2 separate regions of the Homo sapiens genome follow, and region 1 is linked to region 2. A link is a contact called in ENCODE Hi-C or POLR2A ChIA-PET data. All regions are on one chromosome and are shown on one strand. The core of a region is the stretch at or near the end of the contact, and the rest is flanking DNA. Distances in the headings are between cores, read along the strand shown. Region 1 has its middle 24 kb from the start of COPG1. Region 2 has its middle 30 kb from the start of RPN1.

What was found. A loop is a pair of places that touch in the nucleus more often than their neighbours do. ChIA-PET counts read pairs that join two places held with the same protein, here RNA polymerase II (POLR2A). Pooled maps may share reads with other maps.
Region 1: a loop to region 2 is called in a pooled map, with 3 times the contacts of the local background. The contact joins two enhancer-like sites. A Hi-C loop is called at or near these places in 1 of 37 single-sample maps with no recorded cell type and 3 of 50 pooled maps. POLR2A ChIA-PET finds 5 or more read pairs at or near these places in 2 of 52 experiments (activated naive CD4-positive, alpha-beta T cell and common myeloid progenitor, CD34-positive).

Annotation. Positions count from the first base shown.
Region 1 is chr3:129,223,885-129,226,584 of GRCh38, reverse strand. No RefSeq gene overlaps it. Among named protein-coding and RNA genes, the nearest start is that of COPG1, 24 kb to the left of the region's middle. Within about 2 kb of position 1,449, at least 37 of the 41 ENCODE cell types and tissues checked have a DNase peak (open chromatin) inside an H3K27ac peak, as active enhancers do.
Region 2 is chr3:128,679,455-128,682,154 of GRCh38, reverse strand. No RefSeq gene overlaps it. Among named protein-coding and RNA genes, the nearest start is that of RPN1, 30 kb to the right of the region's middle. RefSeq lists a silencer at 779-998 and enhancers at 1,059-1,228, 1,339-1,468, 943-1,635. Within about 2 kb of position 1,359, at least 40 of the 41 ENCODE cell types and tissues checked have a DNase peak (open chromatin) inside an H3K27ac peak, as active enhancers do.

The sequences.
Region 1 (2,700 bases), core at 200-2,699, 540 kb before region 2:
TCTCCAAGAGCTTCCTCTCCATACAAGGGTGTGCATGAGTCAGAGACACGCTGGCAGGACTAAAAGAAGATGCTTATCATATTACCTTGAATTTGTCTTTCTTTATCCAACCATAACATCTGAAATACACTATGCGTGATAGGATATATATAAAATGTTTCTGTGTGTTTACTATACTTTTTCAAATTAACAATGGACTCCATTGTATTTTGTGGGATTTTTGTTGTTGTTGTTTTTAAGACAGGGTCTCAGGCCGGGCACGGTGGCTCATGCCTGTAATCCCAGCACTTTGGGAGGCTGAGGCGGGCAGATCATGAGGTCAGGAGTTCAAGACCAGCCTGGCCAACATGGTGAAACCCCATCTCTACTAAAAATACAAAAATTAGCTGGGCATGGTGGCACGTGCCTGTAATCCCAGCTACTTGGGAGGCTGAGGCAGGAGAATCGCTTGAACCCAGGAGGCAGAGGTTGCAGTGAGCCAAGACTGCGCCACTGCACTCCAGCCTGGCGACAGAGCGAGACCCCATCTCAAAAAAAAAAAAAAGACAGGTTCTCATTCTGTCACCTAGACTGGAGTGCAGTAGTATGATCTCTGCTCATAGGCTCAAGTGATCCCCCTACCTCAGCCTCCCCAGTAGCTGGGACTACAGGCATACACCATGCCTAGCTAACTTTTTTAAAAAAACAATTTTTGTAGAAATGGGGTATCACTTTGTTGCCAAGGCTGGTCTTGAACTTCTGGCTTCAACTGATCCTCCCGCCTCAGCCTACCTAAAATTGGGATTATAGGCATGAGCCACCATGACTGGCTAACTCCATTGTTTTAAATGTAGAGGTGCTTTACTTGAAAAGGTGACTAAAGGTTTAAAAAATGTATATTACTATTTTAAAATAAGCTTACCTGGCCAGGCACGGTGGCTCACACCTATAATCCCAGCACTTTGGGAGGCTGAAGGAGGATTGCTTGAGCCCAGAAGTTCAAGGCTGCAGTGAGCTATGATTGTGCCACTGCACTCCAGCCCAGGAGACAGACTGAGACCCTGTCTCTAAAAGCAATTCATAAATAAAATACAGCATACCAAAATTTTTAAGTTGTATTTACTATTTCTTCATATCAATAAACAAAATTAGAAGTAGCCCAAGTCTCTCTTACTCCCTGAGATGCCCTGCTCCAGCTGATTTGAACCATGTCAAGTCTAGGATTTACGTTGCTTTTTAAAATTGCAGGGAAATGATCTGCTTGGATTACGTTCAACTTGCAGTCCGTGTTTAGCCATGGCAAAAACAAACTCGAGGGCAGATAATACTCGTTTGGCTTGGCAGAGCTTGCAGAGGAAGTCCTGTGGCTTCCTTCCACGTCCCAGCTTGCTGCAGATCCTCCTTCCGGTGCCCAGTATGCAGTGGCTGCCAGCATGTCCCAGTGCCCTGCTGGCCCTAGGCTGGAGCTGTAACTGAGCAAGAGGCTGTGTCCTAAATAACTCTCACAGTCACCGAGGCTGATTACAATTCTTTCGCAACATAGTCTCTGATTTGCTTTCCAAAGGTCAGAAGCTTGAGCTAATGTGTTTCAGGGACAACCCAGTCAGCTTGTATTTAAAAAAGAGAATTTTTATAATTTGAAAAAGAAGATAGAGCATCCGGAAACTGAGAAAATAAATTAAAAGTTCGTTCCTCCCATTCTTGATGTGTATCTTTTTGGAACATAACAGGAAAGGAAATAAAAATTTTAAAACCCTCAACAGTCTCAGCATTCCTCCTTCAGTCCTCATCCATATAGGACTATAGTTTGATAACACTGTAATTGTAGCAGGATACAAATTTCTGTTCTGTCTTCTCTTCTGTAATAAATTCCAAAAAAGGAAACCTAGCTTTTTATGGGGTAGGAGTTACTTTTTATTCTAAAGGCAGTGCAATATTACATAAAGTTTGAGGAAATTGAAAAAAAATATTCATAAGCCTGTCATCCTTACTTAACAGCTTTTTTTTTTTTTTTTGAAACAAGGTTTGGATCTATTGCCCAGGCTGAAGTGCAGTGGTGTGATCTCGGCTCACTGCAACCTCCACCTCCTGGCCTCAAGTCATCCTCCCACCTCAACCTCCTGAGTAGCTGGGACTACAGGCACCTGCCACCATGCCCAGCTAATTTTTTGTATTTTTTTTTTTTTTTGTAGAGATGGGGTTTTGCCATGTTGCCCAAGCTGGTCTCCAACTCATGAGCTCAAGCAATCCATCCCCCTCGGTCTCCAAAGTGCTGGGATTATAGGCGTGAGCCACCATGCTCAGCCAATTTTTGCATTTTCTTTTATTCTTTTTTTTTTTTTTTTTTGAGACGGAGTCTCGCTGTGTCACCAGGCTGGAGGGCAATGGCACGATCTTGGCTCACTGCAACCTCTGCTTCCTGGATTCTCCTGCCTCAGCCTCCTGAGTAGCTGGGACTACAGGCGCGTGCCACCACGCCCAGCTAATTTTTGTATTTTTAGTAGAGACGGCATTTCACCATGTTGGCCAGGATGGTCTCTGTCTCTTAGAGACCTTGTGATCTGCCCACTTTGGCCTCCCAAAATGCTGGGATTACAGGTGTGAGCCACCATGCCTGGCCTAATTTTTGCATTTTATATCTACACTTTGTCCACTGCATCCATAGTTTGCATCTTTTACATAATAGAACTATTATGATTATTCCCCACAAGTATTCACAAG
Region 2 (2,700 bases), core at 110-2,609:
GTTTTCGATATTAACCCGAAAAGCCTAAGATATACCAAAATCAGAAGAAGCCATTGAGACTATGTATGCTTACAGTAGAAAGGCATTCAGCATCAGCAAATAGGTCGAGTGCCTCCTGCTTCCCAGGCCAAATTTTCTGACCCCCCGCCAACAAAAACTAGCTTTCAAGAGGGCTCAGGCTGTCACAATGATTGGCATTCTTTGCTGTAAGTACTACAGTATTGACCTTGAAATTTTTATCCTTGAAAATTGAGTTTCATGAATGTTTATCAAATGTCTTGGTTCCAGGTTAAAAAAGTCTTTTTTTTTCTATGTGCTAGTCTGCCCTTATACCCTTACAAAAGAACTTGTCTTTAAGCCATAATTTAAATATTTACAAAAAATTTAAAATTAACACCTGTCCATGGTACAAAGCTCAGAAAACCCAACGGTCTTAGATGAAAACTGTCTCCTCCCATCCTTGTTCCGTATCTCTCCATTCCCTTCCTTAGGCTGGGCGATCGCTATTACCATTACCGCTATACTATGCTTACACATTCATATCTTCATTTATGTGGGTCTTCTTGTTTAAAAACACAAAGGCATATCTATACACATTTTCCTGTGCTTTGCTTTCTTTCACTTAATTTATCTCAGAGCTGGTTCCACATTAGTACATAAACTGCAGCTTTGCTCTTTTTAACGGTGGCAGGCCATTCCTCTGAAAGATGGCCTGATTTATTTCACCAGTTCCTGGTTTTGCGGCTCAGGATGGGAAAAAGGAAGTCTGAGTGAATCGCGTTGAGGTTACTAGGAATTGCCATGCTGCCCACCTCCCGAAGTGTTAGGAGGTAACATCTCATCGTCTCATCGCACTCCAGTGGAGTGTCGCGAAGTTGCAACTCGGCCCCAAGGCGGCCCGCACTTCCACCCGCACACAAAGGCAGGTCGCAGCCCCGCACGCGGGGACAGGGCCAGCAAGGGGCGGGGACCCTCGGGGCCGCCGCCTCCGCAGCCCCGCGTGTGGGACCCTGGGGCGGGCCGCCATCTTGTGGTGCGGCCGCCGCCTGCCAGGAGACACCTAGCAACTCCGCAGCGGCCATCTTTTACAAGAAACCTTCGCTGCAACCGCTGCGTCACATCACCGCGTCTCCCAGGGACAGGAAAGCCTCTCCGTGTTTGGTGAAGCTTCAGGGGAAGCAGTCATCCTGTCGTCGCATACGGCAAAATCCTCCATTGCCGTAGCCGTTCGGCTGACGTGACAAGGGAGGTGCAGGCCAACACGGCGACTCCGCGCCCTCTGGCGGCAGTGCCGGAGCAGCGGCGCTGTCTTTGACCTATCCGGCATTCGGCTTCCGGGACCGCTTGGCGGCTGTGAATGCAGAGCTGGGGCGACGTGGGGCTCGCTTCCTGGGACTGGGTGTGAGCTTGCGCAGTGAGCCATATGGGGGTCATGGCCTGGCGTGGGGGCGTGGCCGGGTGGGGCCGCTGGATTTGGTGCTGGAAAGCTAGGGAAGTAGTCGTGCGTTTAAGAACGGCCGGCCGGCGGGGTGGCTCAAGCATGTAATCCCAGCACTTTGGGAGGCCGAGGCGGGCGGACCACGAGGTCAGGGGTTCGAGACCAGCCTGGCCAACATGGCGAAACCCCGTCTCTACTAAAAATACAAAAATTAGCCAGCGTGGTGGCGTCTGTAGTCCCAGCTACTTGGAAGCCTGAGGCAGGAGAATTGCTTGAACCCAGGAGGCAGAGGTTGCAGTGAGCCGAGATCGTGCCACTTCACTCCAGCCTGTGCAACAGAGGGACACTCGTCCCCCCCCAAAAAAAAGCCCGGGCTGGGTGGCTTACACCTGTAATCCCAGTACTTTGGGAGGCCGAGGCAGGCGGATCATCTGAGGTCGGGAGTTCGAGACCAGCTTCATCAACATGGAGAACTCACCCATCTCTACTAAAAATACAAAATTAGCTGGGCATGATGGCGCATGCCTGTAATCCCAGCTACTCAGGAGGCTGAGGCAGGAGAATTGCTTGAACCCAGGAGGTGGAGGTTGCGGTGAGCTGAGATTGCACCATTGCACTCCAGCCTGGGCAGCAAGAGTGAAACTTTGTCTCTCTCTCTCTTTCTGTCTCTGGCACATACACACACACACGCACACACACGGGCCTCCTGTGGTCTCACTTGGTCCTCTTTGTGACAGTGCCATTGTTACCATTTACAGAGGAGGAACTGAAGCTCATGGTTGAGCCTCTCACTTGCCCACTTTGCCAAACCCTGGTAGGGATGGGATTAGAGGCTCCTTTTCTTTCGTGAAATGAGACAACGATCTGGGGGATCGTTGGAAGGATTAAAATGAGTATTCAGATTACAATGCTGGATTCTTAATAGTGTCCTCTGTTAATAATAATAATAATGTAGTAGCAACAGTCACGTAGTCTTTACAGTCACAGGTGCATGTGTGTAGATGGGGTTCTCTCTGTATTAGCCAGGCTGGTCTCCAACTCCTGGCCTCAGGCTATCTTCGCACCTCTGCCTCCCTTAGTGCTGGTATTACAGATGTGAGCCACTACACCAGCCTGCAGTTTTTACTACAACTCTGTGAGGTGATTAGTACTAGCATTCCCATTTGACAAATAAGGACAGTGAAGAAAGCAGAAGTAACTTGGCCAAGGTCACAGAACAGCCATAGCAATTCCTGGGTGGTGTGGAGTGGAAGGCTCTGGCC